3 separate regions of the Homo sapiens genome follow, and all the other regions are linked to region 2. Evidence: chromatin loops called from intact Hi-C (ENCODE). Cell type or tissue: heart left ventricle. All regions are shown on one strand. Links, peaks and the distances in the headings refer to the core of each region. The heading gives the core; the rest is flanking DNA.

Region 1 (10,482 bases), core at 1,632-9,631, 78 kb before region 2:
AATATACTAAGACATTTTGAGATACATAAAACCTGAAACAGCACACACAGACTGACTGTTCATCATATTATTAAAGATTTTTGTCCTTACAAACACAAGAATTCTGGTGGATTCTATTCTGAGCAATTACCATAAACAATTAAGAGTGTGTTTATAATTGTGTATGTTGCATTACTGCATATATTCCTTACGGAAGAATATTTCCATTTTGTTTAGTCATCATTGTGAACTGAATGTCTGATGATTGGAAGAATTTTCCACAGATTTGCTTCTGGCTCTATCCATTTCAAATCTTGTTTCTCTTCCACTCCCCACATGCTCCTAGTGCCAGGTATTGTAGGACAAGTACCTACTCCCATAATACCCTGCACCTTCATGCCACAGTGCTGGGGAAGCCTGCACAGTGGGCAGTAGAAATATTCCTGGAAGCCATACCTATACTAGGATGGCTAGCAACAGTGTAACTGTATACAGAGTAGCTATAAACTACAAAATATATACCCACCAACCCCAAACCAACACATCCCCAACTCAGTTTGCCTTCCAAAATAGACATAGCCCCAACTTCATTCCAAAAATGTCTGCTGTCACTTTCAGGCCTACCTGCACCTGAAGATTTGTGATGAGGAGGAGGGAGTGGAAAGAGACAGCTGTCTTAACCAATTTCAGTAAAAAATATCTTACTTTTGAAACTTTGCAAAAATATATGACCATGTAAAAGACATTGATGGGGCCTCTCTCGGGGCTTTTGGAAGGAGTTGAGCAAGTAAAGAGCCCTGAAGCTTCAGCTTCATTAAAGTCACAGTAAATCTGTCTCTGCAGACGAGCATGTGGAATCAAAGTGATGGAGCAGAGAAACACCTTCAGAGATCATATAGTACAACACTCGATATAAAGATGGGGAAACCTGAGGCCCTCAGAGGTTATGGGACTTCCTCGGGATCACATAGCTGGTTAGTAACAAAATAGGGACTAAAATCTTGACTCCAAGCCCAGTGCTCCTTCACTAGAGTGCTTCTAGCTTTGTGGTTTTCCCCTTAAGGTCCTTAGACTTTGAGAGCTGAATTTATGCCCAATGTATATTGAAGGAAATAAAATGTTAGAAGAGCTATCACTCCAGATTTCATTTAGGGAAAGTACCAAATAAATACTTTTTATCCCTGTGATCAGTCTCACAGCCTCTCACAAAGTACTTGCCAACAGAGATATTTTGCTGATCCGATGAATTTTACATAACAAGGAAAAAAAATCCCTCCCGTAAATCATAATGCATATGTTGATGAGATGTTGTTTGATACCAAAAAGGCATTCTCTACCCCAAAGAAGGAAGGATTACTGCGTGCTAATACTAAATGCTAATGTTAGCCTATTACAAGTGTTTCATGCTGTGGCACTATTCTGATTTGTGCTTTGAGATAAAGATTTAATATTCCACTCTTAAATTACAGTATCTATTTGTTTTTTATGAGCCGCAGTATGTTCCTACACTAATATTTCAATTCGATCATTTCCACCCTGAAGCTTTATTTTATCTGACAATTCACACACACCACCTAATTAAAACAACTTAAATATGAGATATCTGGACCATATTCTGAGGTCTTCATTTATGCAACGATCACTTATTGAATGCTCCTGCTGTGCCAGGGTCTGTGATAGAGGAAAAGGAGAAGCCTGTGACATTGAAGAGGGGATGCAAAGATGAATGAGACAAGCTGTTTGCCCTCAGGGAGCTCTTAGGCCCATGGGAGAAATAGATACCTGGCCTAGTCATCACCATGCGAGATGGTGGAGTCTGAGCACATAGAAGAGGGGGACAGGAATTCTGCCAGGGAGAGAGGAATTCAACAAGTCTTTGGAGAGCTGACACTTGAATTAATACTCAAAAGAAAATGTTTGGCTGGGCGCGGTCGCTCACGCCTGTAACTCCCAACACTTTGGGAGGCCGAGGTGGGCGGATCACCTGAGGTTGGGAGTTCAAGACCAGCCTGACCAGCATGGAGAAACCCCATCTTTACTAAAAATACAAAACTTAGCCAGGTGTGGTGGCACATGCCTGTAATCCCACCTACTCGGGAGGCTGAGGTAGGAGAATTGCTTGAATCCGGGAGGCGGAGTTTGCGGTGAGCTGAGATCGTGCTATTGCACTCCAGCCTGGGCAACAAGAGCGAAACTCTGTCTCAAAAAAAAGAAAAGAAAATGTTTGCCAGAAAGACAAGAGTTAGGGCATTAGAAACAAAAGGACCAGCATGAACAAAGTCTTGGAGATATGAAGGAGAATATTTGGGTGATCACTAAAAGGTTATTTGGGAATATGTAGTGTGCCCAGGAGCTGGGAGTCCGGTAGTGGGAGAAAAGTGGCAATGCGGGAAATGTCATATCAGCCTGGGAATGCTTTTCTGCCGTGCTACAGGGTCTGGACTTGCTTCTGTAGGAAAGGGTAAGCTTTTTGGCAGTGTTGTGTCATAATCAGTTCTGAGTTTAGGAAAGCCAAGTACAGGAGGCATGGAGTTACAATGCTGTGTGTAGCAAAGGTCCAGCCTGAGCTATGAAAATCCCAGTAACTATGATGATAGCATCCGCTGGCAAAAGATCTCCAGCAGTATCTTCTGATAAGCATCTCATTGTTAAACTCTGTAACTGGAAATGCTGCATAACAAGACTAAGGCTCTCCCCATCGTTTTTCTTATAGCAGGCAGTTATTTACAACATAAAGTTCCAAGATCATTCCTAAAAGTAAGTAAGACGTCATCCCAAGATGACCTATAGTTGATCCCGTCCTCCTATTCTAGTCATTCTAATGATTTCACATGCCACCACTTTTTCTTTTCTTTTTTTACAATCAGTGAGGCTGAATCAAGATGGGCCAATGAGTCTGACTTGTAGAGAAAGCAATAATGTAAGAGGCTTGGGACCTAGTTATCAAAGCTCCTCCCTTCTAGGTCAAACAGGAAAACACGGAAATCCACCAGCCCAGTGGGAACCAAAAGTCAGTTTATTACTAGGCCAGCAAACATCCTACAAGCCTCCAAATTCAGCGTTCACTAGTATAAGCTAGATTACAGAATAAAAGATTAAACATTAGGACAAGTGGGACCTCTGCTCCCATTCCAAATCTCTACCTTGGGACCTAAGAGCTCCGGAATGCCTATGATCAATGGGCGTGCAGAGCTAACTGCAAGTCCATTCACTTGGCCATTGGAATGAATGAGGGCCGCAGGGGCAGGACAAAGGGAGAAGTTCCCACCTCTTTCCCGTGGGTAGCCATGTTCTGGGGGCTCTCCCAAGGCAGAGGGAGGGGAAAAAGAGCACATGGTTCCTGTGTCCAGGCAGTAAAGCCCAATGGGTAAGCCAAGTGCTTTGCCTTAGACAGAGTTCTCCCTGTCAGTCAAATGTGGCCAAGGAATGTTATAAATTCTGGCCAACCAGATTAGTCAGCTCTTTCTATCAGGACATGCCAGTGAGAAGATAGAGACAGGCAGAAATGCCCTCCCCAGAACTTCCATTGTCTGTAGGGCAGACATGTTTGGTGGAAGGCAGGGGTTGCCAGAAAAAATACAGAATGCTCAGTTAAATTTGGATCTCACATAAACAACAAATCATCTTGTAGTGTAAGCATATCCCTAATATTGCATGGGATATACTTACACTAAAAAAATTACTGTCTTCCTCAAATCCAATTAAACTGGTTGTCTTATAATTTCATTTGACAAATCTGACAACCCTAATGAAAGAATCTTCCTCTGTGGCATAGTCACTTCCTCATATGGGAATTGCAATCTCAGAATTCTAGAAATGGAGGAGAACATTAAAATCACCTAGTCCATCAACTTAAATTTATCCCTGATGAGAATGAGGAGACCAAAGAATTGCAATAACTGCCCCTAAGTCACACTGCTAATTAATGACAGACCAAGGAATATAATATATTTCCAGACCGAGCCCAGTGGCTCTTGTCTGTAATCCCAGCACTTTGGGAGGCTGAGGCGGAAGGATTGCTTGAGGCCAGAAATTCAAGACCAGCCTGAGCAACATAGGGATACCCCTCGCACCACCATCTCTATTAAAAAAAAAAATTAGCTGGGTACAGTGGCACATACCTATAATCCTAGATACTCAGGAGAATGAGGCAGGAGGATGAGTTGAACCCAGGAGTTCGAGGCTGCAGTGAGCTATGATTGTGCCATTGCACTCCAGCCTGGGCAACAGAGCGAGACCCTGTCTCTATTTAAAAAAAAAATACATTTCCATTTGTGGTATTCTTTCCCCTCTATCACACTAGGCTCCTTTTGGCCCTTGGCTCAATAGCTCTGGAATTACTTGAAAAATTTCCTAAGGGCAAAATGAATGATTTTTTTTTTTAATATCTCCTCCCAGTTCTACACACAATGCTTTATGAGACCTGGCAGAGCAAACGATGCTGTGGAGCGGCCAGCCATGTGGCTAAATCACCTGGGTGATGGCCACCACTCTCCACTCGCACCCTCTGTGTTCTGTGTCTGTGAACCTGGGCTTTGGGGTTGCTAGGGGCTAGCATAGCTTTTAGCCAGATGTGAAAATTGTCCTAGCCCCTCTGAGAGGCCATGAAGTATGACTCTCTTAAGAACACACAGCCTTTTGGAAGGGTCCTCTCTACTGAGGTAATGGGTTCAAGGAAAACACAGCTGAGACCTAGGAGCTTGTGTGAAAGGCACTCTCATCTCATCGGAAACTTCAGCTTCCCTCACAGCAAACCTTGACCAGAGCTGCCAACAAAGAACCAGCTGGGCTTTTAAGATTCCTTTCTCTCCTTCCCCTTGCCTCCCTCTGGTGGACAAGCAGACAAGCAGTTAGTACAATGGACTTGAGGCGGTGAGGTGTTCTCCAGGGCCACACAGACTGATAGACTGAGGTCTTCACCACACAGGCATTTGTCTGGCCAGCTCTTGACAAACTTGTGAGATAGAGTGATCTTCACAGCTCTCTGTCACTTCTCACAACTCAGGCCACTTTATCTTCTTGGTCTCCAGGACTCTGATCATCCTCCCTCCACCCCAGTCTCTTCCCACCTCCTTCCCCATGGCCCCAACCTTCTTCCACTGTAACCCAACCACGACTTAGCTTTCCTGGAGTCCCAGTGCCCCGGGCAAGTAACTTCTTACTCTTCCAGAGAACAAGTTGCATCATTCCAATTAGAAGAGACTGAATGGTCTTTTTTCTTTCTTTCTTTCTTTCTTTTTTTTTTTTTTTTTTTGAGACAGTCTTGCCCTGTCACCCAGGCTGGAGTGCGATGGCACGATCTTGGCTCACTGTAACCTCTGTCTCCCAGGTTCAACAGATTCTCCTGCCTCAGCCTCCAGAGTAGCAGGGATTACAGGTGTGCACCACCACGCCCAGCTAATTTTTGCAGTTTTAGTAGAGATGGGGTTTTGCCATGTTGACCTAGGCTGGTCTCAAACTCCTGACCTCAAGTGATCCACCCGCCTCACCCTCCCAAAGCGCTGGGATTACAGGCATGAGCCACCGCGCCCAGCCAATTGCACAGTCTAAGCATGAAGCTAAGCTACTTACTGATAATCATTATTTAGTGCTTAGTAAATATAAGGTTCTTTTGCTAAGAGTTGGATACATGTTTTCTTACTTACATTCATAATTTTCATAGCAAACCACTGAGGCAGATACCATTTTACAGAAGAAGAAACTGAGGCTTGGGAACATTAAATAACCCAGGCAAGCTTTTACTATAAGGGCTGGGACTGGGATTCAGACTCAGAAAATCTGGCTCTAAATTCTAGAAATCCCTGTCCAATAGGACTTTACAGTGACGGAAATGTGGCCACTAGCCACAAGTAGCTACTGCACATTTGAAATGTGACTGCAACGGAGGAACTGATTTTTAAATTTTATTTAATTTTTATTAAATTTAATTTAAATAGCCACAGATGACTAGTAGCTACTCTATTGAATAGCATGGTCTAAATATAGGCTTTGGCCAGGCGCAGCGGCTCACACCTGTAATCTCAGCACTTTGGGAGGCCAAGGCAGGAGGATCACCTGAGGTCAAGAGTTCAAGACCAGCCTGGCCAACATGGTGAAACTCTGTCTCTACTAAAAATAAAAAAATTAGCTGGGCTTGGTGGGGTACCCGTAATCCCAGCTACTCAGGAGGCTGAGGTAGGAGAATCGCTTGAACCCGGGAGGCAGAGGTTGCAGTGAGCTGAGATCACACCATTGCACTTTAGCCTGGGTGACAGAGTGAGACTCTATCTCAAAAAATAAAATAAAATAAATAAATAAATAAAATATAGCCTTTGTGTTATCCTAGTCACTTACTCTCCCCCTGTTCCTTCCCCCACAAACACACACACTCACATGCACTTGCTGAGTAGGTAAGGGAAATATTTGTTCACATCATTCCCTTGGCCCTCGCTCCACATAGATTTCAGGTAGAACCTGACGGGAAAATTGAGAGTTGACTTACACCTTGTTTGATGCAATAAGGCAAGGGAAAGGGAATCAATGATATAAAAGATATGGGCTCTTATCCTTGCTCTGCTAGTGACAAGTCACATAATTTCTCTGGATCTCAGTTTCTGCCTCTGAACAAGGACAGAGCTGTACTCCATGATCTCAGATATCACTTTCCAACTTTAATATTCTGTAGTTGGAAAATGCCCATAGAACCCCTTTCCAGCTCACGTTGAAAACAAGAGCTACAGGTGATAAATCTGGCACCAACAGTGATTACCAGGATGAACAGTCAGCAAGCATGCTTGATTGTACACATCCAACACCCCATAATATATAGGGTTCTTTTTTTAGAACCCTAATCAGAGATTCATTTGCATAATTAACATCTTTAGGAATAATTGCAAATGACACATCTGTTCACCATCTCCCCCTCCTTGGCAAACTATGTGTTATAAACACAGTTCCTTTAGCTCTGTAAACACTTGGTGCCTGTCCTTTGCTTTAGTCACTTTCCACCTTGGAGTGATGATGACCTTGTGTGACCTATCCCTGTGCAGTCCCATCCCTGTCAATGTTGCTCCAATTAGATCAGGACCCACTTACAACTACCTGCTTTGACTGGCCACAGGGCATGAGTTCTTAATCTAGGCTCAGCTCTCTAAACTAAGCATTCAGAATATTCATGAAATTTTGGGTGACTATACTTGTCATTTGTGTTCTGGGGAGCAGGTTTATGGCTTCCAGGAGTTTCAATGGGTGTCCATTACCCAGAAAAATGGTTAAGAACCACATACTATATGATTCCATTCACATGAAAGTCCTGAATAGGGAAATACATGGAGACAGAAAGTAGATTAATGGCTACAAAAACTGGGGAGATCAGGGATGGGAGAGTGGGGAGGGGGGTGATAGCTAAAGAATATGGGATTTCTTCTTGAGATCATGAAAATGTTCTAAAGTTGACTGTGGTAGTGGTTACACATATCTGTGAATATTTTTTTAAAACCATCGAATTGTGCACTTTCAAATAGTGAATTGCATGGTATGTGAATTATATCTCACTAAAACTGCTTTTAAAAAAAAAGTTTAAACCCCTGCTCAGAAAAAAGGGCCGTGGTTTACAGGTACCTACAGACAGTAAAGCTGCATCCTCTCTGTTCCCAGAAAGCCTTGAGTGGTACCAAACCTAGTTCTTTTTTAGAAATAAGACCAGATTTACATGAGTCCCCCCATTGGGGGAAGGCTCTCTAAGTCAGTGTGCCTCAAATTTTAATGAGCAGATGAGTTATTTGGTGATCTTATTAAAACACAGTGGGCCCAAGATTCTCCTGGTGACCCAATGAACACACTGTGAGTAACAGAGCACTAGACCAAAAGTATGTTTGTATCCTCTTGCTTCCCCTGGATCTGCATGCCATCCAGATACTTACGACAACACAAAATTTCCTGAGATTTTTAGCCCTGGGCACCCTTTATTCTGGACCAGGGCTTCCTCTCCAACTAACTTCCCTGTTCTCCTGCAGCTGAATAGCACAGAAACCTCAAGGGCCCCCTTTCTCTTTCTCCCTTAAAATCTAAGCCAGAGACAGGTGCACTCAGCTCATATGTTTTATTTCCCCTCAGCTCTACACTGGCCCAGCTTAGCCAGAACAAGGTTGCCTCCCCAGAAGGCACATCTAGCTCAAGTGTAGCTTAGACAAAATAAGTTATTCCATCCATGTGTCCTAAAGGCACAGTTTCCTTATTCATCCCCTACAGGTTTCATATCCGCAGTAATGAATAAGAATGCGTGAGTCCTTGATGCTTATTTTGAACCAAAGGGGTGTTCATCCAAAAGGAAAAGACTGTGGGTGGTCTATATGAAACAAGTTGACTCAAGAAAGAAAAAGAACCCCTTCACTAGCCTTATTTAATTTGAACAACCATCAGAGATGCTATAGCTAGGATTGAGTGGCCACGATATTTTGCAACAACTCCCATCAAGAGGTGGAGTCTATTTCTCCATCTTGACTCTGGGCCAGCCTTCTGACTTGTTTTGACCAATTGAATGTGACAAGTACGTGGTTGTATGAGTTCCAGAAGCCTTGTAGTTTCCGTCCTCTTTAAGTGCTGCGCTGAGACTGACCATGTAAGGAAGCCTTCCAGAGGATAAGAGGCTAAAAGGAGAACCAAGGCACTCCAGCCACCAGTCAGTGCCATCTGCGACACCTATGAATGAGGCCATCCGGGACCCTCCAATTCAACACAGCCACGTAAGTCAGTCCAGGTGAAAACAGCAGAGAAGCCATTCAGCCAACCCACAGAACTGTGAAAAACAATGAATCTGTCCAACAATGATAGACTGGATTAAGAAAATGTGGCACATATACACCATGGAATATTATGCAGCCATAAATATGATGAGTTCATATCCTTTGTAGGGACATGGATGAAATTGGAAAACATCATTCTCAGTAAACTATCGCAAGAACAAAAAACCAAACACTGCATATTCTTACTCATAGGTGGGAATTGAACAATGAGAACACATGGACACAGGAAGGGGAACATCACACTCTGGTGACTGTTGGGGGGTGGGGGGAGTGGGGAGGGATAGCTTTAGGAGATATACCTAATGCTAAATGATGAGTTAATGGGTGCAGCACACCAGCATGGCACATGTATACATATGTAACTAACCTGCACATTGTGCACATGTACCCTGAAACTTAAAGTATAATAATAATAAAATTTAAAAAAATAAAAATAAAAAATAAAAAAAACAAATATTAAAAAAAAAGCAAAACAATGAATCACTATTAAGTCACTAAATTTTAGGGTGGTTTGTAACAAAACAGTAGATAATCAAAATAGACAGGATGGTGAACTAGATAACACCTAAGATCTCTTCAAACGTGATCCTGTGTGTTTTTGTTTTCTGTTTTGGGATGAAGTCACTATATTGCCCAGGCTGGAGTGCAGTGGTACAATCATGGCTCACTACAGTCCTGACCTCCCAGGTTCAAGCAAGTCTCCTGCCTCAGACTCCCAAGTAGCTAGGATTGCAAGTGTGCACCACCATGCCTGGCTAATTTTTTTTATTATTATTTTGTAGAGATGAAGTCTCGCTATATTGCCCAAGCTGATCTTGAACTCCTGGGCTCAGTAATCCTCCTGCCTTGGCCTCCCAAAGTGTTGGGATTATAGGCGTGAGCCACCGCGTCCAGCCATGATTCCATTTTTAAGAAATGTTCAGAGGGCTGGGCACGGTGGCTCACACCTGTAATCCCAGCATTTTGGGAGGCCAAGGTGGGCAGATTGCCTGAGCTCAGGAGTTCGAGACCACCCTGGGCAACATGGTGAAACCTCATCTCTACTAAAATACCAAAAAATCAGCCGGGAATGGTGGCGTGTGCCTTTAATCACAGCTACTTGGGAGGCTGAGGCGGGAGAATCACTTGAGCCAGGGAGGCAGAGGTTGCAGTGAGCCAAGATTGTGCCACTACACTCCAGCTTGGGTGACAGAGTGAGACTCTGTCTCAAAAAAAAAAAAAGAAATGTTCAAAGCTTTGATTTAACCCCAATCAAGCTATTTCTTCTTTACATGCACAGATCTGTTCTCCAGTCAAAACAAGGCTGGTGTCTTCATGTGCTTTTGTTGCTGATCTGCCATGGGAGGAAAATAATGAATGTCCCCCAAAGGGCCTCCTTGTGTCTTTAGTGACTCTATTTAGCAGGCTGTCTCACCTGAACTGCACCAGAGATTTAGATATGTTTGAAGGTACGAGGGTTCAGTCCTATCTCTCTCTGGCCATGAAGCACTCACTGCCTGGGGACAAAGTTGGGAGAGTGCTGAGACAGGGTGCCTAGGAGGAAAGACAGGAAATAGGGTTACAATGGCGAGGATGCAGTAACATTTTCCCCACCCCGACTCCAACCCTATGGCAGCAAAGCTGGGCACATGTGTGCTGCTTTAGAGCCTGAGAGGCAGAGCTGGAGAAAAGGTCCTGCTCCCTTTCTCACCCTATCCCAACCCTGCCACACATACGGATA
Region 2 (10,482 bases), core at 1,112-9,111:
TAAAATTAACCATCATGTAGTCCATGACAGATTAAAAAATTAAAAAGAAAAAAAAAAGTCCTGCATTGGAGATATTTTGAGAAGCTTTGTGTCATATAACTTTTAATAGTCTACCAAATGGTTGTATTAATTTAAAAATTTAGACTAAGATTGCTTATTTCATATGGGAACAGGGAAAAATCCTGGGAGCAGTGTCCTGGCTGGTGTGGGGAGAGGAGGATCTAACCACTTTCTAATTCTGACCAATGAGCCTGAACCATTAAAATCTACCTTTGTATTGCTCTAATTCAGAGTTCCCAAACTGTCTCATGTCACAGCATTTTGTATCCCTGTAATTTTTTCACAGAGTCCCTAGGCAAAAAGAAATACCTACCCAAAATTCCATTTATCCAGTAGTTAAGTCCCAACAACTTAGTTGTTTGAAAAAAATTATACACATAAATCGAAAGAAAAAAATTTATTTCATTCTTAAATACTCAGTTACTTTTAAAAGGATGTGTGTGCCCAAGGTCAAGAGATTGAGACCATCCTGGCCAACATAGTGAAACCCCGTCTCTACTAAAAATACAAAAATTAGCTGGGCATGGTGGCGTGCACCCGTAGTCCCAGCTACTTGGGAGGCTGAGGCAGGAGAATTGCTTGAACCCAGGAGGTGGAGGTTGCAGTGAGCTGAGATCGCGCCACTCTACTCCAACCTGGCAACAGAGTGAGACTCCATCCAAAAAAAAGAAAAAGGGATGTGTATGCCAATTGGGCACCAAATATCTTCCCAAATCTTGGAACCCATGTGGACACAAGCACCTTCACCTCCTATTCCACACTGATTTTCTCTGGGTACTTGCATTTTACAACAACTGCTGAAAACTCAGCTTCCCAAAGACAGGACATTTTTGGAAGAAATGTAGCGCAATCTAATGTTGGAACAATGAACTACCTTGAGCTAATAGTTCAGTTGATATCCAACAGATGTCAAGTGCCACTATACTTCCTTGATATTTAAACTATGCCACAGCCCCCCTCTAAGTTTGCTGCAAAGTCTTGGGTGCCTAGGACACAGTTTGGGAGTCATGACTCTATTCTTTTCCCATTTTTAATTCCATTTTCTCTTGTGCAAAATAAAAGCATGTTCTTTAAGTATCTAGTAACTACCTCTGTTAAACCTAAGGTTATGTAGAATATAACACTTACTGTTATGTCATAACTCTGAGCTTTCACTGCTAGCAATCACAAGGTTGTGTATTCTCTTTTCATTCTTTATCTGCGGTGAATATAGTAGACGAGATGACCTCCAGTGGCCAGGTATCTCAAACATATGCCTAAGAGAGCACAATAAAATATTTTGCTTTGTGTTATATTTAAACCAGAATACAGTTCTTAACTATGTTACTTTTTAACAGATAATTAGATCAAGACTGAAAGAAGCACAAAAATACGTGTAATTTGGTATACTTCTTACTAATGGTTAACCATTTTCAATCGTGTCTTAATCTAATACTGATTTTTCTGACCAATTATATTTATTTCACTCACGCTAAATTCTTATAATTGTAGCCAAAAGTCCCATAGATCATAAAAGTGACTCTGACAACAATTCTTTGGGGCTTACACACAACTTGAAATCAAAAGCCTTTGTTTTCTTCCTCTGGGTCAATATCTTCTCATCATAACTGTTGTCATCATCATCAGAATATGAACTATTTATCTTGTTTGGCCAGTGTCAATAGTTGGAGAAATTACTTCTCTCTGTCTCATATTTCTAGCTTTCTCCTGTTTGATTTTCCATAGGCAGAGGAAAGGAGAAAGAGAAAATCTCTCACATCCCCTGCAAGATTGTTCCTTCCTAACAAGAAAAGACTCCCTCCCCCGACCTTTCTGAAGCTTCTTTTATCTACTATTTACTAGCAGCTACATACATTGATACAACCTGTCTCTGATATTAAGCTCCTGTCTTGTAATGGAGACCATATTGCCTTTCCAGAGATAAATCCAAGCTTATCAAAACACTTTTGAAAACCTCTTTCATAATAAACAGAACACAATTTCAGATAGTAGCACAGAGTGACTTCGCACCTTAGGACAGAGGTCTGATGCCAGAATGCTGTACAGTGGTGCCCTACCCACGATCTCATTTTCACCAGCCTGAGGCTGAACCTCTCCCTTCTTTCTTGCTGGGGTTTTCTATAAATCAGTTGTCAACAAATATATTGGATTCTTTACACTTTGATCTACTTAACATTTTGAAACAGGTATTCACTCAACTCCAAGTTCCTTTCCAATTACCTGGTGGGGTTTGGTGGGGAGCAGTTAGCTGGATACCTGTTTGAAGCAGGTGTCCCAGAAGCCACCTTGCTGTGCATAGACATCAGCTGGCATACAGCCTTCAGTAAGAAGGCTGATGGAAGGTACGCAGTAAAAATTAAAAGCCTAGGAAAAGTACAGGCCCCAGAGCCAGAGCAGAGCAGAGCAGTTGAGTGATGGTTCCTTCTGAGAGCAGGGTGGGAACAATTTCTTGCCCTGCTCCTGGGGATGAAAGTAAAGTCTAAACTTTTTTGCAACAGTGACTAATTCCCCATCAGAGAGCCTCCTGCGATTGCAGAGCTAATTTCATGAGTGGTAAATGAAGGGTCTCTCAAAGTGAGAGCTGACAGAGGAAGAAACAGAGAAAAACTAAAAGCAAATCCCTAAACATTACCCACATTGCAAAACAGAAGGGAATTTTCAGAAGCAATGATAGAGAACGGCCCACCTCCAGATCTCCCTCAGACATGTTTTCTTCCTTCCTGACTCATTGAGTTTCTTTAGGAAAGCCTGGTGAGAAGGGATTATGAAGCAGGCAAGGGAGCCAGCCTTTTCTGGCAACACAGGGCATTTTGATTTCAGAATCTGCAAATCTTCAAGAACAGACCCGGTGTGCACTAGTGTTCTAGGCTGGAGTCCAGCAGCAGTTCAGCTGCAGATGAAGCAAATCAGCTGGTTGGTGCTGACAGCCAGAGACCCAAGGACTTTCCTGGTGCTACACCTCTCTGGAAGTTTGAAGATGTTGGGACAGGTTTGCCTTCTGAAATGTGCAAATGTCACCAGCCGGGAGTGGCAGATGCCAGGAGGCATCTGCAAACAGATCTCCATCTGGCCATGGGCTAGGCTTCCTGGGACACAGATTAGAATAGTTTGAAACAAAGGGGCGGAAGCACCGGCTAAGCTTTTCACATATTGTTATGGTCTCTGGGTCACTTCCTGCCTTTGGAATTTATTTCCTTTCCAGGTTCAGCAAAATTCAATGAATGACAAGAAAGAGTTTGGGGTTTGTCTTTGCCTCTGGCCCAGTCGAGGGGCGGCTCTGCCTCTGTGAACTTGTACCTCTGCAGTGGTTGCATTCTCCCGCGCTGTTTGTTCACACTGAGCCCAGCATGGGGGAAGCTTCAGGATGCAACAATAAATAAGGGAAGGGAGCCATCTCCAGTTGAGTCAGATAAATCCTCTTCTTCCTAGAAAACAGAAAAGGAAAGAATAGATTGGGAAGGGCAAAAATGATGTTTTATCAAGGAGAGCTCTTTCTCACCAGCTCCCCATTCAGAGATGTAACCAGCTTTGAAGGTAGGAGGCCGAACGTGGCTCCATGCAGTCGCACCTCCCACCTCCTGGAGTCAGCCAGTAGGCCAGATAGGTACACAGGACAGTGACATTTGCTACACAACAATGATCTGCTTTGTTTTCTTTTACCAGTATTTAATTTGCACTTTGTTCCAACAGGGACTTCAGGTAGCAATAACTGCCTTTCTGACAGCATTTTCACGCTCATTTTGGGCACTTTGAAGCTGACATGAATGCATATCGCAAAATCCTTCTGCAACCCCCGGCAATCCCTGTACATCCACTGCAGTTCTGCAGTGCAGAGACCCCCAGAGGCCAAGGCAGACCCTTTTGCCCCAACAGCTGCAGGACCCTATCAAAACTTAATGTGGTCCCTGCTGCCCCTGTCATTTCTTTGAGAAAGAGTGTGTCTCTCTGAATAGTGATCCACCGTCATGAATAAGTTCCTTCTGAAAGCCGGCTCATACAGCCCTTGTCAGGAAGAATCTCGCAGAGCCTGTCCACATATCCAGAGTCCATCTCTCTCTAGACTGAGAGGTCAGGGTTCATAGCTTTAGAGGAAGGGTAATTTTTGCCCCCACCTTTAGTCTAAACACAGCTAAACTAGCAGCAAACGCTATTGTAAATACAGAGGAAGTTGCAACTAGTGATCAGCCTTTCTCCTGGTGCCACTCAATCTCCCAGAAATAAGAACTAAAGCTTCCCCTCCATCAGTTTAAACAATCTCTTTGCTCGAGGCTGCAGATGCCACCACTGTTGGGAGCTAGCAGTGACAGGGCTGCTGCCTTGGGTTATCACTGTGGCTCAGGCGTCAATCAAATTGACCTTTTCAAATTGCACCAACACATCTCGCATTCACAGAAATGGTCTGCTGTGACCTTCACAACAATTGTTCCTAACCACTTTAGGAAGTTCTGGGGGAAGGAAGTAAGTAGGTAGGGCGGAGATGGCTGTATACATACCAGGGTCAGGAACACCTGTAGAGTACGAAAGCAACAGGAAGTCTGCCCAAGAGTCCCAACTTTCCTCCATGAAAAAGCGCTCTGTCAGATTCAGGCATTATGTTTCCATATAAAAGTATAACCCGGGTCTGGGAAATTTATAAATCATTACTTTTAAACTTTACAGAATCTGATAGCACGGGACTGTCAGGGAGCCAGGAATCTGCATTTTTATCAAGCCCACCGGCTGCTACTAGTACAGGTGGTCTGTGGCTCAGACTTTGGAACACTGTGCTATAAGGAATTGTGAGTCATTGTCAGGTTAGCATGGAGGAACTGGTAACACAGATGAACATTGCACCTGGATGCCAGGCCAGGCTTTGGCAGTCTGTATGACCGACCCTGGGTAAGACAATTTAATTCTCTGAGACTAAAGGCCTCAGGACTAGACAGAAGACCTTCAAAAATTTAGAAATAGCTTCTAAATTACGGCCCAAAGGCCTACAGATTTGGAGCACTGGTCCAAACAGAAGGACCAGGGTTCTGCAGGCATGCCCTGAACACTCACTGAAGTTCTTCGTTGCAGAAAACTCCAGCAGCCAAGGTGGAACCTCTTGCCCAGGGCTGCAGTCCTAGAACTCTGTGGTCATGGGATGCAAGAACTGCATCTTTGCTCTCAGCCATTTCCAAGTAGGAGAAAGGGAAAGGAAGAAGATTCTATTTATGTAGTGCATTATATGCATTATTTTTTAAATTCTCACTTAACCCTAGTATCATTAGTCTCCTTTTGAAGATGAGAGAATTGAAGATCAAAGATGTGAAATAACTTGCCCCAATTCCCCCAGGTCTCATGGCTATAGAATGCTTGAACTGAAATTTCAGTTCATGTCTTCCAAGATCCAGGTGCCATGTTCTTTCCACAAAACCATTCAGAACTGGAAGTTTTGCTGTGGCCATCCTGAAGGCCTGGCTGTTTGGAAACCCTCCAGATACCCTCACCTCTCCCTGACATCCATCCCACACCTGTTCACCACTCTACTTCAGAATCTCACACACCCTGGGTCTTTCCTCCATCCCTGACCTCCAGCTGATCGCTCAGCTGAACTCATTTCTTATCCCTACAACTTCTTGACTCCCAGTAATTAAAATACATCAGCTGCCACTTCTCCTGGGCTGAGGAGGATGTTTCTGGCCCACAACTACTCCAGCCACTGACTTCAAGATCAAGTCAGCTGGGTCCTGGAAAACTCAGTGTATCCCTAAGGATTTCCATGAATTGAGAATCTCTAAATGAATGCTTAAGAGGCATTTGTGCACTTACTGATTCTAACCCACACATACACAAGCACATACACACAAACAAATATGCACACACAATACACATACACATACACACACAGAGATCTCTTCTCAACTCAGGGCAGAGATATAGAAAACCCTCAGGGAGAAACCAGTGCCCTTCTATTAGGAGATGACACATCAAACTTCAACTTCCTAACAATAGTGATTATTCTGGGATGCTGGGCACCCCCTAGTGGGAGTAATGGAGAGAGAAGACAGACTGTTTTGGTGCTGTTCTCAGTAACCCATTCCACCCACAACTTCCTGCCCCTTCGCTGCCTTCTCTTTCCAGCCCATCTCACTGTTCTTGGAATGATTCATTCTTCCCACGATGATTGGGCCTTTTGCCCCATAAAACCCTCCCTCTCTTTACAGACATAATGGACTAAAACTAAGCAGAAGGCAACTCAGGCAGAACAGCAGGAAAAACTTCCTATGGGGAGAGCGATTAAAATCTGAAATGACCTTACAAGGCAAACTAAGTAAGACCTAACTGCACTGGGCAGAACAATAGAGAATATCTCAGAAAGATATTCTTGGAGATGAAGAGGATGAGGGAAAAGCTATTTCCCTGATTTCATATATTAATGCCCCCATCCAACACTCTCAGACTGATTTCATGACAATATAAATGCCCTGTGCTACATCTAACCCCTTTTAAGACCAAGAGAACACCCAACATTTATACATTTGAAATAAACAGATGAAGCCTGTCCCAGCAGAGTGGCAGCTCATCCATGAACTGGGCACTATGTAGTACTGTGGGACATTCTGAACATTTGTGTACTAATACCCACTCTTTTCAAGGCCACTGCCATAGCTCCCCACGACGGGATGAGTCCTACTATACTGTAAACAATAAAGTGTTTTCTGAGTGTTTACGTTATACCAGGCTCAAGATTCGTAAGCATTTTTAAGACATGCGCACATCTAGTTCAGTCCCTTCTCCAAACAAGGGCCTTAATAAAAGATAGGGAGAGTAACATATTTAAGTGCATGCGCAAAGAATCCTTCTGGGCATATTCACAGTTCTTATTTTAGTTAAGTATTTGATAACTTGTTCACTGGGTAAGGGGCCAGCCAGTCTCATCTTGGGGACCAGTGCCTGTCTCTAGTAGATGTGACAATTATACAGCACCCACCTTCATGCAGAGCTTTGGTTGTTATGATCTTATTCCTTCCTAGATTTGAGTCATCAGCTCATTAGTGCCCATTCAACTTAGCCTTCCTCTGATGAATCCTCTAAAACCTTGCTCATAATTTTACCGATACCAGCACAGGATTTTCTCTGCTATGCCTCCTGCTTCATCTGGAGCCTAGTGACTTGGAGAGTCTAATCTCACAACTGCTTACAATGTTAATCCCTTTCATCTCTTCTTTTAGAACCATGTGGTGATGTTCATCTTTCTGACAACCAAGAACCTTGGAAGAATCTCTCGCCTCAGGCGCTCCTATTTTTGTGCCTAGCTCGGCCGCCTTCCAAATCACCAGAGGCATCATAGAATGCAACTGTCTGTGGAGGGTTGGAGGACGAATTGGACACAAATTCATTGGACGGCTGAAGGAAAAAAGAAAGGTCAAGGATGCTCCAGCTTGGCCAGCCTCGCAGGCCTGACAGCAGAAGCTGGAATTCTTTCTTTTATAACTTGGGCTTGAATTAAAGGCATTTTTTTTTAGTCCAGAGACCTTTGGCCTTCACTCCAAACAGAACACTCAGTGGGGTGGAGCAAGGCTGTCTGTTGGCAGGAAGGGCATGCTGACCTCTGGCCCTAATGCCTTCCCTAACCTGGAAAGACATAAAAGCTGTGGTGAGTTAGCTGAGCCACCTGGAGGGCTCTGTCAGTATGTAGAATGTTCTAAATCATGTAAGGGGCCCTGCCTTTGTAAAGAAGAGTGGTGATGTGTTTATGGGCTCAGAGAAGAAAACATATGGAGAGAAAATGAGAATTAAGAAGAATAAACCTAACTAGTGGCTGCTTTGGGTGTCTAGAAGACAAGTAAAACTCAGAAAAGAGGCCCCAGTTCTGAGAGGCAGAGATAAGGGAACTTCCAGTACATCTGTCTCTATTTTCAGAAGAGATAAAAACCAAATCATAAATCTAAAGATGAAGGTACATTCATCTGGGGAGAGGACTAAACAAGCTGTTATATTTCAAACAGCTATTAGGATTGCAAAAATGAACACTTTTAACTTGCTAGTGGAAGCATTTCTTTCCTGCAAGTCACCTTGGATCAGATTAGACAACAAAGAGAAGATAACAAAAAATTATTTTTTTGTGCAGGCTAAGAAGCATTAATTTAGGCTCTTTGTACTAAGCTAGATTCCCGTCCTGGATGCTTTCCAAGAAAAAGCAAAAAGTGAGCAACCAGAGCAGTTATGGGAAATTCAAGTGTGTGCTTTGTTGGGAAGGATGAGAACGGGGGGTTCCGCTGGCCCAGAGCTGCAAACGAAATCAATGGTCTGCAGCTTGGGAGGTGACCAGAGGACCCAGGCCACTGGATCAGGCGCTCAGAGAGCCAGCATGAGCCTTCAAGGCAGTGCTTGTGGGCAGGAGGACAGGTCTGAGCTTCCTGCCAGTGCCTATGGCAAGTTGGATATGTATTTGCCAGTATCCCCAAGGGAAGGGGTTCTGTGCCAGCTGGAGCTCTCTCAGGAAAGACAGGTAGCTCTCAGATGAAGTCCAAGGAAACCAGGTGAGGGCTTGAATTGTGGCCAGCGAAGCAGGGTGTCTAACACCTGAGGAGGCCAGATGGGGGTCAGGAGCATTCAGGCAGGGAAGAAGGGGTGTGACATGCCCATGAAAGGTGGGTGTGGGCATTCCAGGGCCTAGATAATGTTTATGGAAGAGGTTTCTATCACAACACAATACAAGGCACTCTTGCTGTCCTAAAACCTTTTCTCCAGCTGAGTTTCTGACTCTTTTAAAGCCACAATGTAGGCCAGACATGGTGGCTCACGCCTGTAATCCCAGCACTTTGGGAGGCTGAGGCGGGCGGATCACCTGAGGTCAGGAGTTTGAGACCAGCCTGACCAACGTGGAGAAACCCTGTCTCCATTAAAAATACAAAATTAGCCAGGCATGGTGGCGCATGCCTGTAATCCCAGCTACTCGGGAGGCTGAAGCAGGAGAATCACTTGAACCTGGGAGGTGGAGGTTGTGGTGAGCTGAGTTTGTGCCATTGCACTCCAGCCTGGGCAACAAAGAGCGAAACTCCATCTAAAAAAAAAAAAAAAAAAAAAAAAAGCCACAATATAAGGACATTCTCAGGAACATTGAAGCTAAGAGGCCATAGATTGAATAAGATGGCCAAATATGCCACACGGAGCCAAAGAAGCAAGGCAAGCCTCTGCAGAGTCCCATTTGACGTGAAGAGGCAGATAACCAATGTTTCCGAATCATAGTAACTGAAGTTAAAGGAATGACTCCAGGTCATCACTACGTTGATTTCCTTTCCCTCACTTCTGGGAAGGTCTTAAACCCCTCTACAGTGTCTTTCCACCATTTATTTCCCCCCTTGCTTTCTTCCACTTATTCCCAGTGGTGAGCAGGGGCCAGTTTATACCACCTCCCAACTCTGTGTTCAGTAATTTACAATCAGCCGCGATGGGAGTGTTTATGCCTTAGAAATTGGAAAATGCTGCAAATCAGAGCTTTCTGTTTTTTTTCTGGAGAGCCAGTTGTTAAACAGCTCCCAGTACATCCTGCCTGTGACTGAGAGTTTTTGCATGGGAGGAAGAGGCCGTGTACTGAGGCGGACAATGTTAGAAGTCTGGGGATGGGAACAGAGAAGCCCAAAGTGCTGGGTGGGAAGTGGTGAATTGCCAAAATTGGTTCTGCCTCCCTCACGGACACACACACCCCAGCCCCAGCCCCAGCCTTGGGTTCAGTATTTAACAGTCATTCAGTAAGAAGCTGTTCCATATCTACAGGGATGTGGAGGCAGCTTTCTATTGATTTGGAGGGCTGGATACCTTCCTGCTCGAACATTTTTTGAGGTTTATGGTACAGAATACAATAACCTAGGTACACATAGTGTACATTCTGTGTATTAGGCTATTATACCATGCACCATATGTTGCATATTATCCATTTTCCTCTGTGGATTTAAAGGTTTCACATACATTCAATCTTGCTTTTCCTCTTCCAACCCCCCATGTAACAATGTGTGTTCCTCTTCCCCCAAACGTGCTTCCCGTTGACCTTTGGACTCAACATCTTGTCTATTTTTAAAATGTTCCTGAGCCAGATAATTATTACACCCTCTAAAGTAGAGTTCTTTGACTTTAATATACATAAAATCACCTGGGGAATCTTTTTCCAATGCAGGTTTGCATTCAGTTTTGACCCCATAACTCTCTCTCCCTTCTACTTCTTCAACTTTAAGAAGTTCCGACTATACCTCTGGAAGAAACAGCCTCTCACAAGAGATTGGACGAGGAATAGAAGTCTGAACCAAGCAACCAAATCTATACCCAGGTGGGGTTGGATTCCCTTTCAAGAATTTGAAGTAGAATGCTGTCCTAGCCAGAGTTCCTCACCCCCAAAAGCAGAGCCTGAGATAGAGATTTGCAGGCAGTAATTTATTTAAGGATCCCAGAGAATAGAAG
Region 3 (10,482 bases), core at 1,488-9,487, 210 kb before region 2:
AGTCTAAACTAGCAGATCTTGTTTAGACTTGCTTGCTAGACAGTTTTAGACTTGCTAATTTTGAAATATGCATTAAACAAAGTGGAGATGTTGATTAGGCAATTGAATATGTGAGTCTGCACTTTAAGAAAAAGGTCTGCTCTGGAGATACATTATGGGAATTTTCAGTATTTAGGTGGCATGAAACTGGATGGGATCACCAAAGGATTGGGAATAGGAGAATAAGACCAGGGCTGAGCCCTGAATTCCTCCCATACTGAGAGGTTGGCAGGAGAAGAGGAAACTCCAAAGAAAACTGAGATGGAACAACCAGTGAAATAGAAAGAAAACCTAGTGTGGTTGCCTGGAAGACATGAATAAAGGGTATAGAGGAGGAGTATTTAACCCTATAAATGCTGCTAACTGACCAAGTAAGATAACTGGAAATTGACCATTGGCTTTAGCAGTGAGGGAGTCATTCATGACCTTGACCATGGGGCTTTTGGTGGAATGGAAGGGGAGCAAAACCAGACTGCAGTGAGCTTAAGAAAAAATAGGAAAAGAGCTGGAGATAGTGAGCATAGACAGTTCTTACAACTAGTTTTGCAGAACAGGTGAGCAAAGAAATAGGAGTAGTAGATTGGTAAAGAGTGTGAAAGCAAGAGAAAGATTTGTTGGGAGAAGTAGCAGCTTTTTTTTTATGTTAAAGAGAATTCCAGGAAAGACGAAAAGATGATGAAATAGGAAAAAAGGGCTAAGTGCTAGAGCGACGTCCTTGAATAAGGGGATAAAATGCAGTCCACAATTGGAGGAATTAGCTTTAGACAGGAGCATGATAATTTGTTCACGATTACGGGTAGGAAGACAGCATACAGACATTTCAGCTATAGTATGATAAATATGCTCCTAAAAATTTTTTCATTCTCAAATTTATGCACTAAAAATAACAATTTATGAAAAAGAAACATAAATTCTGGTTGGGGAAAACCATTGCAAACATCCAATTTTGCAACCTGAACACTAACAGAAACACCAATCTTAGTGAAAATATTGGCACAGTTAAGACATTATATTCCTAATAAATATGTAAGTAAATAAGGACTTCACCTTTCCAAGAAAAGGGCAATGTCACCTTGATAGACTAGGCATAAAGAAGGGTAAGGAGATGCTGAGTTACACAACAGGCACTGTCTGCCTGGCCAAGGCAGAACCTGCGGCCAAGATGAACCAGAAAAAGCCTGTGATGATGGACGTCATATAAAGAGCCTTATTCCGCACCTTGTTCGTTCAACTCATTCCATTGGCATCCTTCACGTTCAGCTGCTCCTGTCTGGTGACACAAAGCATTAATATGCTAAAAAGAAAAAATCATGTATGAACCAACCCAATTTCCACATGAGAGTGACGTCATCTCCTTACTTAGCAATATTCGATTTAATGCCTATTACAGAAATACGTGTTGTAAGAGAACAGATTATAAGTGGGAGCAGATGCTGGAAGGTGGGCGGATGTGGTGGTGGTAGACTGTGGAAATTCTCTTTCAACTACTTCAACTTTCTCAGTGACAAACCATCCGGTAACTTACCCAGTGTCTGAGTCTATAGCTGGAATAGCTACCCTCAGCAATTGCAGAATACCCATAATGGCTTTCTGATCCATGGAGTAAGGGTATAGATTTTTGGAAGGGCTGATGTCACACTCCTTAGGTTCCCCTTCTTACCGAAATAAACAAAGGCAATACCATATATTTGTAGGAGCTGCAGATGTTAGTGCCAACACTAAGAAAGGCACGGATGTTGATGGAACTCTGTGGCATCTGAAGGCAGCCTACATGAGCTTTGGATTTGCTGCTCTGACTCATTTACTGTTAATTGAGGCCTGGGCTAAGAGATGGCTCTCTACTTGCACCAGCCCTACTGTAAGCAGCTCCCTAATGCCCTTAGAGACCCAGGAGATCTGATGGTGCTCAGAGCAACTGGGGCAGACCTGGAGGGTGTGTGAAGCCTGCAGCAAATCCCAGTAGAGGAAGCACAGCTGCAGCATCTTAGCTTTTGGAGCAAAGCCAAGCTCTCCTATGCAAGTTAATTATTCTCCTTTTGGAAATAACTCTTGACTTGCTATTGGGGCTTGCTTCTGAGGGCTTGACCATGGGACACTAGGTGACCATATGACCTAAGCTGCCCATCTTGAAGTAATGACACGCCAAGCCAAAAGTCGCATGGACCCAACCCAGCAGCACATCCTCATCAGATGGGAGCGGTATATATCAGCATTGAGTTCCACATGGCTGACGGCACTCATGAGCTGCAGGGGCAGTCAGTGCTTTTTCCTCTCAGTGTGCTTCCTGCCACACTCACCCCTCCCTCATAGCCATGGTCTCATGAGGAGTCTCCAGTGAGCAGTTCACCAAGGAGAAAAGAAGTCAAATATGGCTTACAGATGACTCTGCAAGTTTTGCTGGCACCTGTGGGAATTTAATTGCAGCCCCACTCAGGGTGAAAGACAGGAAAGAAAGTGGGGAAGTTCTCCTCCCAGGGAGCAGAACTTGGAGTAGTCCACATTATACACTTTTCCTGGAAGGAGAGATGGCCTGAGAGGCAGATCCTCAACATGTCATCCTCATGAGTATCAGTTTAGATGGATGGTCAGGAACATGAAATAAGGTCTCGGGAAGAGGAATGTGGATGGACATGTTATACTAGACCCCAATATAGGTGAATATTTTTGTCCTATTGGAATGGTCTCAAGAGGCCATACTGTGTAGGAGGTTCTAAATATGTAGTTGGAAGATTGCCTGCCCAGTGCCCTACCCTTTCCCCAGCCATCCTGGTGCTTGCTCAGTGGCCCCATAGACAATGGTTGCAGAGACAGACAGAAACAATGCACTGGCCCAACAAGGACTTCTCGCCAAGATGTGGCCACTGCCACTGCTGACTAATTTCCAGCAGCAGTGACCAACCCTGAGAGACTTAATATAACACTACTGCTGTAGCTTGAGTTTGTCCTCCTGGAAGCTCACATTGAAATTTGATTCCCAACGTGATGGTTTGGGGAAGTTGGACCTAGTAGGGGTATTTGGGTCATGTCGGTAGATATCCCTCATGAATGAATCAATGCCCTCTTGAGGGAGCTAGTTCATTCTCACTCTCCCAGGACTAAATTAGTTACCAGTGATTGGCTGTTGTAAAAGAAGTTCTGCTTCCTAGACATTCTCTTGCTCTCTTTGTACCTACCCACTCACTTTTCTGCTTCTCTGCCATATTTTGAGCCAGCCCATGGCCCTCACCAGAAACTGACCAGATGTGGCACTATGCTTTTGAACTTCTCAGCCCGCAGAATCATGGGCTCAATAAACAACTTTTCTTTATCAACTACCCAGTCTCAAGTATTCTATTATAGCAACACTAAATGGACTAAAACAACTACAAACAGGAGGGGAATTATATTGAAGACCCTCCCCCTTGTGAAGAGGGCAATAATTTGTCCTCACTGGAATAACTATTTACTCTGTATTTGGATTCTTTATGCCAACAACACCTTCCATGAACTTAACAAATTGCCTTATTCACTATCATTCATTTCCATGTAACAGTGCTTCTCACTAAAGAGCTTATTTTACAGGGATGACAGTGAGACAAGAGACTGAGGCTCATGGGATTTCTTGTCTCACCATAAGGCCTTACGGCATGATGGAATGGCTTACTGAACACCCAGTTATTGTGCCAGCAGGAAGATAACTCCTTGAGAAGATGAGATGTCTCCATACAGGATACTCTGTGTGCTATGAACCAACAGCCAATAGATGGTGCTATTTCTCCCATAGTCAGAATAAAGAGCCCAAGAGCTGAAAGTGAGAGTGGTACCTGTTACTATATCACTCCTAATTACGCTATTAAAATGTTTGCATCTTATCACTAGAGTGTCTGGGCTCCCTGGCTTAGAGGTCTCAATGCCTCTTGTTCCAGATGGAAACCTTCAGTGCTGTCTGCTATTGCATAAAAAGTCAAGACATATTCCATACCATCCATTGGTCTCTCCATCTCATGGAAAGATCAGTTACGTTAGAACGAACGACCACACCACCACCACCAATACTGCCACCAGCCTGTGGGTCTCCTTTCTTACAGGGCAACCATGAGAAAGGAGCTTTCACTAGGGGAATGCATAAGCTTCTTGGTGCCAGACAGTCTGGATTTGGTCTGTCAGCTCTTTACAGGAATTGTCTAGAAAGCCAGCTGCCCTGCACGTGGGAAACTTGACGGACCTAGTGATCTTGGGGACACATGATATGTTACAGTCTCCCTGCCAGGGAGAGGCAAGGGGAAAACCACCAGTTGTATGGGAATCTGAGCTTGAATGTAGTCAGCCCCTTTTTCTGAGAAAAGAGGTGCCCCCAAATTCCCAGCTGCTCATTGTCCATTTAATCCACTCTGAGCACCCAGGGTCATTCGTGGAAACCCTCCTCCTTTCAAAATCATTCCCAAGAGAGGATTTCTTCTGTCAGCAAACACAACAAGAAACCATTGAATTAAGAGGTAAGACTGCCACCCAATTATTTTGGGTCCTTGATTCCACTGGACAGAAACACATAAACAGGTTGAATTATGTGGGCTGGAGTGTTTGTTCCTAGTAATCAGAGAGAGGTATGTCTAGAACCCAGTGTTAACCTAGGTTCTTACCAAGACCCGAGATGAGACGAAGGTTTTTTTGGAGATAATTTATTTTGGGAGCTGGGGACTGGAAGGAGTAAAAGAGAAATAGGGAAAAAGGTAATCCAAGGATGCACTGTTGAGCTGATCACCACTGTGAGAAGCTGGGATCTGATCCTGTAGGGCCCCTCTGAAGACCTGTATAGGATGCAACCCAGAATTGTCTGCTTAAGGAGCAAAAGAGGAGAATATCCACCAGCTCCTGTCTCCCATTGGTCAAGAGTAGGATGACTTTCAACTCCCTCCCAATTTAAGACTTCCATCGCATAGTTTAAACCCTAACTTACAGAATATCAGATGGAACTAGAGGAGGAATGGAAGCCACCCAGAAATCATGTTCTTGACATGGATGTGTTACCCTTGTCAGAAGGGGAGAGGATGAGCAGGTTTTTCTGTCAAGTATAATTGCATATTTTACATGCGAATATTGGTTGGTTGGAGGAAGTTTAAATATCAAATTAAGAACAGATATTGATGTTGGGCATCCAAAGGGTACATCAAAGTGGTGAATTATCGTATTTTCCAATGTTTGAGTCCCACCTCTCCAAGGCAGAAACCAGAACACCAGCTTTTCCGACCTATATTATAGGTAGAATGGGGGCCAGACACTGACATATGATAATTGGATTCAGATGTGAGCTATGCGGAGGAACCAGGCACCATGGAATCCACTTTCTGGGGGAGAGGCAGCAGAAGCATCTGGCCTCAGGGGCTAGCTGGGGTAGAGGACAGCATTCAGCGTTCAATATCCATGGTGCAAGCTATGGTGTGGATCCCCGGCAGGGGTGGCAGTGAATCTTTGAAACTACCATCTTGTTGTATGGTTTGGATGGTGTTCCTGGTTGTGTAGTCCCCTAGATTAATTTTCTGGCCCTATTGAGCATTCTAATTTTTTTTTAATGAATTCCTTTTCTGCCGAACAACCTAGAGTTATTCTGTTGATTGCAGCTGGGGGCGCTGTGCCACACACCAAGGTTACTGAAGCACTCTCCTGCCCTGCAGGCTCTGCACATCTCATTCTCAGTGGAGTCCCTCCAAATGTTTTGCATTTTTTCTGTTACCATATTTTCTAGTTGTCTATTTTATCAGTATTTGGCACCCCTCTCCAAAATCATTTTTAATGTTTTGGCCTCCCAAAGATTTTGAATAATACAGTCTTTGTCATCATCTGCCTAAGCCTTACATACATCTTTAGGAGAAAAGAAAAAACGTGTAGGGGTGGACTCTGTGACCAAAATGCAACAAACGATGGGTTAAAAAAAAAAAATTCATTTCTTGACTTGAAGTGAGTGACAGTGATGTAGATCGTAAGAGGTAGCAGTACTAATGATCTCGGTGTACTTTGCAGAATTAAATCATGATTTTAGTCTCTGCTAAAATATCTTTAATATTAAATGCATACAACTATAAAGTTTTTGAAAATTTATGAAAATTTGAGGATGTCAAATAAATGGAGTACTATTTTATAGCATTTTTTCCTCCTCCAGAATAGGGTACAGAGTGTGGCCCAGAAAAGAACAATTAATATTTTTTGAACTAAATTGAACTAGCTCCTGGTAGGAGAGAATAAATAAATGCCTGTAGATCTGAGAACAGTGAATCAAAGGGACACTCGGAAACCATTCAAGAAGCAGACAGCTGTCCAGGGAGACACCGACTTCCTGTGTAACCTAGAAAGCTAAGTCTCAGAGAAATGCAAATCAAAACCACAATGAGATACCATCTCACGCCAGTTAGAATGGCAATCATTAAAAAGTCAGGAAACAGATTCTGGAGAGGATGTGGAGAAATAGGAATGCTTTTACACTGTTGGTGGGAGTGTAAATTGGTTCATCCACTGTGGAAGTCAGTGTGGCGATTCCTGGAGGATCTAGAACTAGAATTACCATTTGACCCAGCAATCCCATTACTGGGTACATACCCAAAGGATTATAAATCATGCTACTATAAAGACACATGCACACATATGTTTATTGTGGCATTATTCACAATAGCAAAGACTTGGAACCAACCCAAATGTCCATCAATGATAGACTGGATTAAGAAAATGTGGCACATATACACCATGGAATACTATGCTGCCATAAAAAAGGATGAGTTCATGTCCTTTGCAGGGACATGGATGAAGCTGGAAACCATCATTCTCAGCAAACTGTCACAGGGACAGAAAACCAAACACCTCATGTTCTCAGAGATGAGAAATGAACAGTTAGATCACTTGGACACAGGGTGGGGAACATCACACACCGGGGCCTGTCGAGGGGTGGGGGGCTGGGGGAGGGATAGCATTAGGAGAATTACCTAATGCAAATGATGAGTTGATGGGTGCAGCAAACCAACATGGCACATGTATACCTACGTAACGAACCTGCACATTGTGCACATGTACCCTAGAACTTAAAGTATAATTAAAAAATAAAAAAGCTAAGTCTCAGGGATTCAAAATAAACTGAGGTTTGAGAAGAAATGCTCACTTAGATATTAAGTAAATGTGTCGGTTCAGAGAGCTATGCAAGAAAGCCCTTGGACTAAAATTAGGTGAGATGCAAAGTCTTAGAGAAATCTTGCTAATTAAGAAATCCAGGTGAGTTTTTTTAGTGCATGTTCATATTTTGCCATAGTGTTAGTAGCCTTTTCAAATCTTGTTATTTATTCATTTGTTCATTTGCTTCTTTATTTACTTAGCTACCAGGCAGTTAGTGAGTACTTGCTCCATGTCAGGTTCTGGGAATGCTCCTTGGTAAACTGGCCCTGCCTGAATGGCTGCTGTGACAGCTATCTGAAAGGGATGTGAGCAGGAGCAAGAGGATACCAGCCAGAAGTCCGGGCTTCTGAGATAGAGGAATATCCTTGACCTTTGGAAATGGAGGGATGAAACCACTCTCTGGAACACCTCGGCAGAGAGAAAAATGAGCTGAGTCGAGGAAAACATTTGAGAGAAAAATTATGGATTGTTGGAAATTTAAAGAAACAACTCAAAACGTGCATGAAGAGCTCAGCTTTTTATCTTAAATTCCATGAATTATGTTCAAGAGAGTCAGGAGATTTGAAGTGTAATTTTGCCATCTGAATGCCACAATCATTTAATATTGTCAGTTTTCATTAAGTTTCTTCAGTGAGAAACTGCCTGCTCGAGATGAAACAAATGACAGCAATTACTCCAGGGCCCTTCCTTACCCACCCCCAACCCTTACACATTATTTCTACCATTTTTTGGTCACCCTGCTAGCTGCCTTTTTGTGACTCTTGCCCTTGGTATCCTACACTTTGTGAGATTGACTTCACCTTGGAAGAATGGGCACATTAACCATATATTTTGCCAGATAGACCTAAACGCCCAGTACTGGCCTCTGGGTATTAACATGGAAACCAAGGACAATTCATTCACTGGGCCAAAGGTATTTTGCCTGTTTTTCTGTAAGCCAGATTTTATCACTCTTATGTTTGAAATCCTCCAATGACTTTCCATCTTACTCAGAATGAAACCCGAAGTCTTGGGTTTTATTGGAAAGGTGTTCAAAGGGTGCTGGATAGCCTGGTTTCCCTCTTACTTCATCTCAACACTCTCACTTTCATTCTACCTTTTGCTGACCCTGCCACATGCAAAGCTTGTTCCCATCCCAGGCCTCTGCACCTGCTATCTACCCTTCCTGGACATTCCTCAGGACACCTGCATTGCTCAGGCTCTCTGTGCAAATGTTTTCTTATCAGAGAGGCCAACGCCAGCTTCCCTAAACTGGCCATCCCCTCACCTTTAGCACTCTATTCTCCTAGCCACCTCATTTTTCGTTCATAGCACATATCACCACCACCTACTGCACAAGCCCTGTTTTATTACTGTCTGTCTCTCTGAGACAGACACAAAGGAAAAAAGAACAAATTATCTTTCCCTGAAGGAAGATTTTTTACTTTTTTCCTTTGTCACCTTACAATGGCAGCTTTTTGAAGGCAGCAGCTTTGATTTATTCACTATGTATTCCCTGCACTTAAATCAGTCTCTGGCACATACTAGGTGCTCTATAGAGATGTGACAAATCAAAGAACACATGAATGAGCAAGTGAACACAACTGGTCATTCATTTGACCACATGTGTCTTTGTTCCACAGTATTGAGATGTCCCTATTTTTGCCGAGGCCCTAGAACCATTTTGCCACGGTGGACCTGCTCCTAAAGTGACACAAAGAGTTTGAGTCTACAATCGTATGTTAGGCCTGAGAACAATAAAAGAAAAGTAACCTTGAGAAATAGAGGCTGTGAGGCAGCAAGTCGGCTTCACAGACCAGGGATCACCATCTTAGTGATGCGTCATTCATTTATTCCCTCATTCCTTCAACACACATTTACTGGCATTTCCTCCACACCCACTGACATCCCAAACAAGTTACTTTTCATGGTCATCTGCCAACCAAGTGAACACAGCCATAAAAGTCCAGAATGCTGAACCAAGTTTCCCCCGCATTGACCAAATCCATGCATTCCATTGTCAAAAGGAAACAAGAACAAATTGTCTTTCCCTGAAGGAAGATTTTTTTCTTCCTTTGTGATATTGGAATGTATGGAATCGTGCAACACAGAACCAGCTCCTCAATCGTTACTAGGTAAAAGCTTGACATTTTCTGACACCTTTCTTGATTATGTAGGCGTATCGCAGACCCACAGGCTAATTGCTTTAAAGAATAATGAAATTGTACTGAATTTCCTCTTAACTCATTGTATTCTTACTCATCTGGCTCCTCAAAGGAACTGGTTTTGTAGGGGTGTTTGGGATAGGGTTCTGAGGGCCACTCACCCGTCCCACCCCGCATGGCTCTACATGGCTGTCCCTCTAGCTCACCCTCGGTCTTTCCTCATCTTCATTTCACTTCTCTTGAAAACCATTCCCCTACTCCTGTGAACACTCTTTAAACTGTTACTTTATTTGGAGAATTCTTTGTTTAAGAACTGGTTCATCCCTTGAGTCAATACTGTATTAATCACATGCGTCATCTCCCCCAGATTACCTTTCACAGTTGGTTTAATTTCAATTCCCAAGTCCAGTTTATTTGAGAAACATGTTGGCATGATAGCGATTTACCATCGTCACCACAGAGTCCTGTAAAGTAGAGGCTGCTCGACATGTTTGCAGGAATATAGATACTTGGACATGCTGACCTCAAAATCTACCTCGCTTTTTTGCTGGGGAGGTGAACCTTCTGCCAGAGACTGGCTGAGAGATCTTGGGTTAATGCTCTGAGTCTCTGTTCCTCTGCTGTCAAAGAGAGATGACCATTATAGTTTCCATATGCCTCCGAGGCTGTCTTGAGGTTTGTTTTGGTTTGGTTATGGGGTGTTTTCTAAGTCACTGCACAGCGACCAGTCTCTCAAAGGGAAAATACGAAATGAAGTACTGTACTTTCCTTGAGATATAATAAAAAAATTTGGAAGGTTTCCTTGTTTTGACTCCACATCAGATGGTTTTATTTTATTGTTAGTGTAACTTAATATGTTATGTTTTTTAAATTAGTTCACATTCAACTTGGATAAAGGAAATAAAAGTTTGTAGAGGTGTTCAAAGTGATTTTCAGGCTTCTTAAATGTGTGGTTATTACCAGCATTCTTGCAGGGCCACACATCAAGACAGTCAGGGAGAAAGGACGGAAATTCATGAGTCTTTGAGTTGCTATCCTACCTCTAACCGTAAGGCTAGATAGCCTCTTTTTTTTTTTTGAAATAATTACTTTCATCTAATAATTTAAAAAATGCCGTCAGGGATGCTGTCACAGGACAAAGTAAGGAGGACATACCCACTTAAAT

Evidence for each region. A loop is a pair of places that touch in the nucleus more often than their neighbours do. Peaks named below come from ENCODE experiments on the same cell type or tissue, not always from the same donor. Only the 100,000 strongest peaks of a DNase experiment are listed, where the experiment ranks them.
Region 1: a loop joins it to region 2, with 2.2 times the contacts of the local background. A loop is called at or near these places in 16 of 110 quality-filtered maps.
Region 3: a loop joins it to region 2, with 2.8 times the contacts of the local background. A loop is called at or near these places in 31 of 110 quality-filtered maps.

What each region holds. Positions count from the first base shown.
Region 1 is chr2:39,588,262-39,598,743 of GRCh38, reverse strand. All of the region lies in intron 5 of MAP4K3-DT (MAP4K3 divergent transcript), which reads right to left. Among named protein-coding and RNA genes, the nearest start is that of TMEM178A, 72 kb to the left of the region's middle. In heart left ventricle, for the core only: a CTCF peak has its summit at 4,816 (motif pointing left); no DNase peak of the experiment used is centred there.
Region 2 is chr2:39,509,417-39,519,898 of GRCh38, reverse strand. MAP4K3-DT (MAP4K3 divergent transcript) reads right to left here. Exons shown (of 6, transcript NR_037875.1): 4 at 3,358-3,485; 5 at 1,189-1,316. Among named protein-coding and RNA genes, the nearest start is that of MAP4K3-DT, 77 kb to the right of the region's middle. RefSeq lists enhancers at 2,487-3,079, 3,080-3,671, 3,672-4,264, 7,497-7,791 and a silencer at 4,353-4,573. In heart left ventricle, for the core only: a CTCF peak has its summit at 6,072 (motif pointing left); DNase peaks (open chromatin) are centred at 3,018 and 3,358; H3K27ac peaks cover 6,858 bases.
Region 3 is chr2:39,724,195-39,734,676 of GRCh38, reverse strand. It overlaps a transcript of TMEM178A not described here. Among named protein-coding and RNA genes, the nearest start is that of THUMPD2, 50 kb to the left of the region's middle. In heart left ventricle, for the core only: CTCF peaks have their summits at 3,774 (motif pointing right) and 5,638; no DNase peak of the experiment used is centred there.